2 separate regions of the Homo sapiens genome follow, and region 2 is linked to region 1. The links are chromatin loops, found by intact Hi-C in ENCODE. Cell type or tissue: Calu3. All regions are shown on one strand. Each heading gives the region's core, and the rest is flanking DNA. Links, peaks and the distances in the headings are about the cores only. Region 1 overlaps LINC02456 (long intergenic non-protein coding RNA 2456). Region 2 overlaps LINC02456 (long intergenic non-protein coding RNA 2456).

Region 1 (5,383 bases), core at 167-5,166:
ACAGAGAGGCAGGAATTGGATTTTTAAAATATATTTGTGATCTGTTCTTGCACTGACTACCTACCTAATGCAAATGCTGAGAATGGTCCAGTATGTGCCAAACTGATGATGCTGTTTTTTTGCATCTCATAGCAGTTTGCCAGAGGAAGTCAACTATAAACAGGTTTTTAGGCTGGCAATCCAAGACTCCTTACAGGATTGACTCAGCAGTTATTTTGTCCAAGGTACATAGAACAGATTTACTAAGTCTGGGTCATTCTGATAAATTCTTGAAAACAGGGACCTAGACAGCAAGGGGAGAACATCAAAGATCTCCTGGGGCCGTAACCATAGTTGGCAACTGGCCTGTGTCCTCACTTCACTCCAGTCCTGGGGCCTACAGCAAAAGGAAACTCACAAGGCAGAAGTCCTCCTTTGCCCTCCTTAAGCCATCTGCTTTGATATGGCTCCCCTGAAGAATCAGAGCTTCTAGATTTCAAAAAATCTCACCAGATCATCTATTCCAGCCCTTACTTCATGGAGGTAAATTAAAATTGTCATTAACAGAACCATAGTACAGGCTTTCATGTGGAAAGAAGAAGGGTTAGAGCACTGAGTGAGCAGAGGGGTCCACCAAAGACCTCTGGGAACAGAAAGTAAGTGATTCCCTGGCTTAGATAGGAAAAAAACAGGACATAAGAAAATAGTAGTACTCAAACTTTGGCATGCACCAGAATCACCGACAGGGCTTTTAAAACACAAATCCCTGGACCTCACCCCCAGAACCTCTAATTCTTGTGGGTCTGGGACACTGGAACTCGCATTTCTTTATTTATTTATTTTTTTTTTTTGAGATGGAGTCTCACTCTGTCACCCAGGCTGGAGTGCAGTAGCACTATCTCAGTTCACTGCAACCTCTGCCTCCGGGGTTCAAGCAATTCTCCTGCCTCAGCCTCCTGAGTAGCTGGGATTACAGGTGTGCACCACCACACCTGGCTAATTTTTGTATTTTTAGTAGAGGTGAGGTTTCACCATGTTAGTCAGGCCGGTCTTGAACTCTTGACCTCGTGATCTGCCTGCCTCGGCCTCCCAAAGTGTTGGGATTACAGGCGTGAGCCACTGCGCCCAGCCTAGAATTTGCATTTCTAACAAGTTCCCAGGTGATGCCAATGCTTCTGGTACAGAAACCACACTTTGAAAACTTCTGTATTAGATAAAAAGAGAACAAAGAGGAAGGCAACTGTATGAAGCCACTCAATTCCCTTATCCTCTAAAGGCTTCATGGAGGGAGTTGATGAGTAGATATTTTCCCTAGTTAGGTAGATGGATGCAGTCTTTTCTTTCCATTAAGTGTCATATTTGAACTTAGTGAGGGTGCTGTGCAAGGGAGGGCTATGCCAGCTGGCATAGTTCACAAAACATAATTTCCTGTGGAAATTCAGTAAAAAATCACAAAGAGGTGAAGTCAGATGCTACCCAAGGGTCACAAGGTTGAGCCCTGGAGGGAGTGAGGGACTGGCTTGGGTCTGGTGACTTGCGGTGGGGTTGGGGTGGTAAACGGGAGACAGAAGAAGATCCAGTTCTCCTGTTTGCCATTGCTCATCACTAAGTATATTACAGGCTGTAAATTACAAGTAACCTCATTTTTCCAATTATATTAACTTTTATTCATATTTAGGGGATACTGCAATGTGGGAGAAAGGGCCCTGGACAGGGAGCTGGCAAGTCGCAATCCTGGCTCCACCCCAGTTAGTATTGTGATAATTAGTGTTCCTCTCTGCATCCGAGCTTCTTTATTAGTAAACTGAAATAAAAATGTTTCTAAACACTCCTTGAGGGTCCAATGAGATAAAGTATAAAGGCACTTTGCAGAAATATAAGGTACTATAGAAGTGGAAGAAATACCTTTTTACTCACTCACTCATTCACTCACTCACTCATTCATTTGACAAAATTGTATTAGGAATCAATCATGTGCTGTACTCTGACAACATCATGAGGAACAAAAGAAACAAGGTTCTTGCCTCATTAGGGGGAAAAGAGGAAATAATAGGCTTTCTTCTCAATCTTCTCCCCTAACCTTGCTACTACGGAGAATACTTTTAGTGGGACCACAGCAGAGAGTTAACAGACACACCTTTAGAGTTTTCCTGGGAGAGGGTCTTCAGGTGCCCTTGCATGCCCTCTCCAGACTACTACATATTCTCATCTCTAAGCAGAAAGAGACAGATGAGGGAGAAGAGGTACTGAGCCAGTGAGGTGGGGAGTGTGGAAAAGGCCTCACAGTAGAGTCACTGGGTCCCAATCCTAGCACTCAATGGGTGGCTTTGGATGAGTTATTTAACACCTCCATGGCCCAATTTTTATCTATTATATGGACATAAGTCATGGCTAAGATTCAGCAGTACTGGTTGGTGAAACATTGAAATACTTCTGTCCCAGCTGGTAAAAGTTACTGCCACTCAAGTATCTCCTATTCCTGCTACTCTGGGCACTCATGCCCTACCCTGTCCTGGGAACTTTCCACAGTCCAGCAAATAAGAAGTAATGCCCGTCACAGTGGGTGAATCCACTCTGCTTCAGTAAAACTTCTGTAGTTTCTGGGTGGCTGATGACCGTGTCGAATGTGTTGTTAAATATTTTGACTATCACTTGTCTATACAACTTTTTTGAGGATCTCATTACAATCTCAATAAGCAAATGTCTTTTTGTGTGCTCAATACAGTCTTGTTTCCTCCTCCAGGCAAAAATGGACTGTTTGGTGTTGGAGGCTGAGCAGAGGTGGGCAAAAAGGAACAGAAGGAGAGTAACTGGTGAAGAAGGAGCAAAGAGTGAGGCACAGTAAGTTGGTCGTGGCGAGGGGGCGGGGGGCGGGGGTGGGGGGTGCGGGCAGATTCTCTCTGGACCTGGGATGCGCTTAGCAAGTCCCTTCTTGGAGTCCAGAGAGAAAGTAAGAGCTCAGGGCATGTCAAAGGGCTTGCAGTTCTTTGAATGGAACACAAAGTGTTATTGTTACATAGTAACAGCTCTTGCTCACATCGACAATTTATTCCATTCTAATTCTAATCTCTTCTTCACAGGGGAGACAAAAGTCTGCACATTTCTCCCTTGCACAGCCCTGCAACTTGCTACTGGGAGAATGGTTTCCTTGTTTCCCTGAGACTCACATTTGCACTTTCTTGGCAAACCTGCTGAGAGGTATCAGAGTCACTGGACACACCCCAGAACATTGATATGTTTGGAATTTAATCAGAAGCCCCACAAAAATGGGACTATTTACCTTACTCCTGGAAACACCCATTTGAAAAATATTTAAAAGCTATCAAAATACAAATTATTAGGACTCTGCCCTTCACAACGAGCTTTTTAGGATTTATGTATTTTGATATGTGCCTCATTCTTCCCAAGAAACGAGGTCAGGCATTTCCCTGATTCTGACATTTTAGTGCAGTGACTAGTAAAAAGATGGATAGGGTCCAACCCTGTTTTTCCATACTTCTTTACCTTGTTCTTTGGTGTCTGTTTTCTTGCAGGAGGGGCCTGGAAAAGCCTCTCCCAGCAATCTCAGGTGGCATGGTCTTACTGCCTGGAATTGCCAACCTTGGAGTTCCAACTCTGCATCTTTGAAGTCTGGCTGGGAGTAGTCACCAATCTGAAAGTCAAGGCCCACAGGATCCTGAGAGTCCAGGAGTCCAGAAAGAGACAGACAGGCAGATAGATAGAGAGAGAGAGAGAGAGAGAGAGAGAGAGAGAGAGAGAGAGAGAGAGACAGACAGGCAGACACACACACACACACACACACACACACACACACACACACACACACACACACAGAATCAACTATGCTGCTGCTTACCAGCCTTTTACTTCCTTACTTGTTACTCTTATTGTGTCCTCTGACACCAGCCTAGGGGTTGTTTTAAAGCTTCTCCATGATTCTCAAATCTTCAGACTCACCCTCCCCACCTAGTTCTCTAAAATGCCACCAGCTCCCCCTCTGCATTGGAAACATCCATCTTCCCTGCTCACTATTCCCCTCCGTCTCAAAATGTTCCTTTGTTCTTCACTCACTTCCTTTCCTTTGGCATCTGGGGAAGGTTTGTTCTCCTTTTCAAATTGAAGGCCCTGACCTGGGCTCATGATCAAATATCACTCAGTGATCTCCTCTTGAGTAATTTCAGTCTCACCCTTTCTGTAAGAAGGACCCTCAGTCTTTCCCACACAATGCCCTCTCAATGTGCACCCTACCTTTCTTTTCCTTCCTTTTAGAATTGTTAAATTAGCAGCCTGCACTGACTAGCTCCTCTTTCTCACCTCATCTCTTTCCAATCTGCAGATTGCAATTCTGATTGGGATCTTACTTCTGGTCAAATTGCAATATTGAAACATAATTGGTGGTGTAATGATTTTACCATTGATGACTCTCAAACCATCCAAGTCAGTTTTTTCTTTCTTTCTCAGTCTTATTCTCACCCTTCCCTCACTACAGGGCATAGGACACTGCTGACATCCCCTTGCTTCTTGAAATGAATGCTTTCTGCTACACTACAGTAGTAGTTCTCTTTCAACCAGGGATAGTTTTTCTCAAGTTTCCTAAATGATGCCTCCTTGGCATTCCTGAGATTCTTCTCCTCTCCTCCCTTTTTTGCCTTTACTCCACTCTCCCCTCCCCTTGTCTCATGCACTGCCATGGTTTTGGTGACTACCCCTTACCTCTACAGAAATGACTCCCAAATCCTTGCCTCCAGAGGTCTCTTGCCTCCTGGATCATAGTCCCTCAATTCTACCTGCTGGATTTTTCCTTTGGTATACTGCTGGCATCTTAACCCAGAGTGTTCAATACCCAAATCATTCCCCTCTTCTTGAAACAGACTCAGCCTTTTCAGCCTCTTTACTTTTGTAAATGGTATAAACGTTACCTGAGTCAGGCAAACTAAAAATATTTGCTTCTGCATTGCATCACTCTATTTATTTAACTCACTTTTTCTGTTTGGTTGTTTTCTGCACTGGCTCTTGGCTCTACTCCCTGCTTTCCACTGCAGTTGCTCTCACCTGAATGCATAGTTTATCTTTCTGCTTGGATGCTTGCACTAGCCTGTTTGGTGACTGTTTCCTTGATTTTGTTTTCTCCTTTTCCAATTATCTAACACACTCAGACAAACTGATCTTCTTTGAAAAATTTTTTCTGAGACAGAGTCTCGCTCTGTCACCCAGGCTGGAGTGCAGTGGCGCAATCTTGGCTCACTGCAACTTCTGCCAGGTTCAAGCAATTCTCCTGCCTCAGCCTCCCAATTAGCTGGGATTACAGGCACCCGCCACCATGCCCGGCTAATTTTTTATATTTTTAGTAAAGATGGGGCTTCATTATGTTGGCCAGGCTGGTCTCGAACTCCTGACCTCAAAT
Region 2 (5,383 bases), core at 291-5,290, 110 kb before region 1:
TCTACTAAAAATACAAAATTAGCCAGGCGTGGTGGCACATGCCTGTAATCCCAGCTACTAGGGAGGCTGAGGCAGGCGAATTGCTTGAACCTGGGAGGTGGAGGTTGCGGTGAGCTGAGATTGCGCCATTGCACTCCAGCCTGGGCAACAAGAGCAAAACTCCACTCAAAAAAAAAAAAAAAAAAAAGGAAAAACAGCACAAATAGAATCAAATTATTAATTAAAAATATAAGACAGAGCAATCTTAACTGAAATGAAGTGAGAGATATTTAAAGATATAAAGGGCTCACCCCATTCCAAGAGAAAATCAGTGAAAAGAGAATTAAATTTACATTCATCCAGGCGAGATTTCTGGAGTAAGAGGATAAAGAAAAATTTAACACAAATACAGACAGAAAAAATAATAGTAAGAAAAATCTAGGCTCAGTCTTCTTCATATTGATAAATTCAATGTTTACAGAGTTTTGAGGTAGAAAAAATAATTAGAAGCCAAGAATTTTATGTGCAACCAAATTATCTTACTCTTTCATGTGGGTGCAGTGGCTCACACATATAATCCAAGCACTTTGGTAGGCCAAGGTGGGTGGATCACCTGAGGTCAGGAGTTTGAGACTGACCTCGAACTCCTGGGAAAGTACTAAAACATTATTGAACTGAGTTTTTCTCTACAAATATAACCATACTTATTCGATGTCAGGCACTTTAGATGCAATGATAAACAAAACAGACACATATAAACTGAGAAAATAGGTTAATCATGTACCCTTCTTGAAAATTTTTATTTGAAGTCATTCTTTAACCTACTGAAAATAGAAGCAAAACAAAATGATCAAGCCTAGTAAAGTAGCAGTATAAATGTTTTGGGTGTAAGAATGGAAGCCAGTGAAAGTAGAAAAGACCAAATTACCATAAGTATGGTTACAGGATTTCAATCTTTTTCTCAGTTGAAAACAAAATAAACAGTATTATTATAAATTATTTGGATTTAAAATCCAGGATTACATCAACAAAGACCATAAAATGAGGGACAGATGGGAGAAAACTAGGGAATTAAGAAGATACTTTCTGATTCCTAATCAAGATAAAAGTCACTGAGGTTTAAAAAATAATTTTGAAAATCTTACAAGTAGCAATTTATAAAATCAGTAAAAGGAAAGCTCCAAAACAATATAGTACTAATATAGTACAAGATGACAGATGTTAGTAGATGTTAGTTTTAACTAAAAGCATCCATGGAATCTATTTAACATAACTTGAAAGTTTAAAAGCAAAATTATGAACGGTGGTAGATGTTGTGAATTCAATGAGAAAACAGATATTTTAATAATAACATCAAAGCAATTTTTTCCCTTGTAAAAAAACTTTTAAGTTTAGAGGTATATGTGCAGGTTTATTATTTAGATAAACTTGTGTCATGAGAGTTGTACATATTATTTCATCACCCAGATATTAAGCCTAGTACCCATTAATTATGTTTCCTCATCCTCTCCCTCCTCCCACTCTCTCGCCTTCACTAGGCTTCAGCATGTGTTGTTTCCCTCTATGTGTCCATGTGTTCTCATTGTTTTAGCTCCCATTTATAAATGAGAACATGTGGCATTTGGCTTTCTGTTCCTGTGTTAGTTTGCTAAGGATAATGGCTTCCAGCTCCATCCATGTTCCTGCAAAGGAAATGATCTTTTTCTTTTTTATGGCTGCATAGTATACCATGGTGTATGTGTACCACATTTTCTTTATCCAGTTCACCACTGATAGGCACCTAGGTTGATTCTATGTCTTTGCTTTTGTGAGTAGTGCTGTGATTAACTATGCATGCATGTGTATTTATAATAGAATGACATATTCCTGTGGGTATATACCCAGTAATGGAATTGCTGGGTTGAATGGTGTTTCTGTCTGTAGGTCTTGGAGGAATCACCATACTGTCTTCCACAATGGTTGAACTAATTTACACTCCCACCAACGGTGTAAAAGCATTCCTTTTTCTCCACAACCTCGACAGCATCTGTTATTTTTTGACTTAATAATAGCCAGTCTGACTGGTGTGAGATGGTATCTCATTGTAGTTTTGATTTGCATTTCTTTAATGATCAGTGATGTTGAGCTTTTTTCACATGATTCTTGGCTACATTTGTGTATTCTTTTGAAAAGTGTCTGTTCATGTCCTTTGTCCACTTTTGAATGAGGTTGTTTACTTTTTCTTGTAAATATGTTGAAGTTCCATATACATGCTGAATATTAGACCTTTGTCAGATGCATAGTTGGCAAAAATTTTCTGCCATTTTGTAGGTTGTCTGTTTACTCTGTTGATTGTTTCTTTTGCTGTGCAGAAGCTCTTTAGTTTAATTAGATCACATCTGTCAATTTTTGCTTTTGTTGCAATTGCTTTTGGCACCTTTGTCATAAAATCTTTGTCTGTGCCTATGTCCTGAATGGTATTGGTCTAGGTTGTCTCCCAGGTCGGCATCATCCTGATGCCAAAACCTGGCAGAGATGTAACAAGAAAACTTGAGGCCAACATCCATGATGCATGTTGATGCAAAAATCCTCAACAAAATACTGGCAAACTGAATCCAACAGCAAATCAAAAAGCTTGTCCATCATGACCAAACAGGCTTTAAAATTGTTTCAACATATGCAAATCAATAAGTGTGATTTATCACATAAACATAACTAATGACAAAAAACACAGGATTATCTCAACAGATGCAGAAAGAAAAGGCTTTTGATAAAATTCAACATCCATTCATGTTAAAAACTCTCAATAAACTAGGTATTGAAGGAATATACCTCAAATAATAAGAGCCATACATGACAAACCCACAGTTAACATCATACTGAATGGGCAAAAGCTGGAAGCATTCCCTTGTAAACCTGGAATGCCCTCTCTCACCACTCCTATTCAACATAGTATTGGAAGTCCTAGCCAGGGCACTCAGGCAAGAGAAAGAAATAAAGAGCATCCAAATAGGAAGAGAGGAAGTCAAACTCTCTCTGGCTGCAGACAACATGATCCTATGTTTAGAAAATCCCATATAGTCTCAGCCTAAAGCTTCTTAAGCTGATAAACACCTTCAGCAAAGTCTCAGATACAAAATCAGTGTACAAAAATTACTAGCATTCTTATACACCGACAACAGTCAAGCCCAGAGCGAAATCAGGAACCAACTCCCATTCACTATAGTCACAAAAAGAATATAATACCTAGGAATACATCTAATTAGGGAGATGAAAGATCTCTACAAGGAGAACTACAAACCACTGCTCAAAGAAATCAGAGATGACACAAACAAATGGAAAACCATTCCATGCTCATGGATAGGAAGAATCAATATCATTAAAATGGCCATACTGCTCAAAGCAATTTATAGATTCAATGCTATTTTTATTAAACTACCACTGAGATTCTTCACAGAACTAGAAAAAACTATTTTAAAATTCATATGGAACCAAAAAGTGCTTGAATAGCCAAGGCAATACTAAGCAAAAAGAACAAAGCAAGTCACACTACCCAACTTCAAACTGTACTACAGGGCTACAGTAACCAAACCAGCATGGTACTGGTACAAAAACAGACACAGACCAATGGAACAGAAAAGAGAAATAAGACTACACACCTTCAACCATCTGATCTTGGACAAACCTGACAAACACAAGCAATGGGGGAAGGATTCCCTATTCAATAAACGGTGCTGAGAAGCCAGTTATCTGGCTAGCCACATGCAGAAGGTTGAAACTGGACCCCTTCCTTACATCATGTACAAAAGTTAACTCAAGATGGATTAAAGACTTGAATGTCAATCTCAAAGCAAAATTTAAGAAAAAACATTCCATATAACAAATTATTTTTGAAACACAATAAAGATATAGCTACTGTGAACCTTGTCTTGCTGAATACTATCATATTGAACTAGACAAGGCAATGACAATTAGAAGTACAAATAAAATTGAATGAGCACATACTGAAATCTTTCCTTCTTGCCCAGGCCCAGGAAAATAAGATAAAGGACATATTTAAATACTGAAGTAATAAAAATTACATTTTGAAACAGAAAGATAATTTTTCTTTATTCAAAGGCCAATCCATAGACAAAAATGGAGAGTGGAAATCCCAGAAGTAAGTTAGGACTGCTTCACAACAAGCCACGTATAGGCAGGGACCCAAAATGGAAAGCCATAAGCCATAGGGAAGACACTATAGCTCAAGACACAGGGATCAGAATTCTGTTGCAGAAGATAAACTCACAAGCAAACGTCAGTAAACCCATGAGAAATAACTACACTGCAACAGGGTCACAGCAAGGTCAAGAAGTAGAAAACTTATCATAGGAAATAGCATTGGTGAACCAATCAGACAAGGACCTTATTTGTTCAGTTACTTAATACAATCATTAATCTTCACAAAATAGTTTCTAATACTTTGTGCCTGTGCTAGCAGCATCTTGCACTGTGACTTTCCTATATATAAATAGGCATTTTATCCAAGTGCAAATATTAAAAGCAGGGTAACTTAAGCAATCGCCTGTACAAAGGTAAATAAATGGTAGGTTGTTTTTCTTCTTGAATCATTTTTGCTACCTAGCAAATTACAATTACATATCAGTTTAACATTGCTGATCTATAGAATACACTTTGAACTGTGAGGTATGGCAACTTCCTGTAAGAGAGAGTTAATATATAAACCTGAATATTTTGCATGATTTTTTTTAGCTTCCATGGATAGGGAAGACAAAAAATATCCAGGCTTCAAAGACCCTAGAAAGTAATTTTTCTAATCAATAAAAAAATTGTTTAGTAATTCTAAGTAATTTCTTCTTGGCTTCTTGTTGGAGCATTGTTGAATGGACAGATAAAGTAAATATTGAAGTGAAGCTATGTTTGTTATGGGATTATGGATTAAACCAGTTATTTTTAAAAATCTGCCAGGAAAAAATAACTACTGGGTAAGAGGCTTAGTACCTGGGTGATGAAATAATCTGTACAACAAACCCCCATGACACAAGTTTACCTATTTAACAAACCTACACATGTGCTCCTGAACCTAAAATAAAAGTTAAAAAGAAAAAGTCTGCCAGGTAACCTCCTCATTTACTTTACATTAAGTTGAGGTCCTGATACATACATCTCAACCTTATAATTCAAGACTACTGTGAAATACTTCTAGTTCACTTGAAATAGCATGGTAATAGGACAATTAAAATCCTTATATGTTCTTAAAAAGTACATGCTTAACATTTTCTGGCATTACTTCTGAGCTCAGATAAAGCACAAAATCCCCCTAAATGAATATTCTTCTCTGTAAGTTAAGCGGTTGAGAGTTGGTAGCAAAAGCTATCATGGTATAACATTTCCATCTTAGAGTAGATACAAGTAGAAGAAAGTG

Evidence for each region. Hi-C counts contacts between places; a loop is a spot of excess contacts. Peaks named below come from ENCODE experiments on the same cell type or tissue, not always from the same donor. Only the 100,000 strongest peaks of a DNase experiment are listed, where the experiment ranks them.
Region 2: it touches region 1 in a loop (3.0-fold over the local background); 1 of 110 quality-filtered maps calls a loop at or near these places.

What each region holds. Positions count from the first base shown.
Region 1 is chr12:102,687,384-102,692,766 of GRCh38, forward strand. LINC02456 (long intergenic non-protein coding RNA 2456) reads left to right here. Exons shown (of 13, transcript XR_007063427.1): 12 at 2,723-2,820. Among named protein-coding and RNA genes, the nearest start is that of LINC00485, 130 kb to the right of the region's middle. In Calu3, for the core only: no CTCF peak of the experiment used is centred there; a DNase peak (open chromatin) is centred at 3,138.
Region 2 is chr12:102,580,179-102,585,561 of GRCh38, forward strand. The region is part of intron 11 of LINC02456 (long intergenic non-protein coding RNA 2456); the gene reads left to right. Among named protein-coding and RNA genes, the nearest start is that of IGF1, 100 kb to the left of the region's middle. In Calu3, for the core only: no CTCF peak of the experiment used is centred there; no DNase peak of the experiment used is centred there.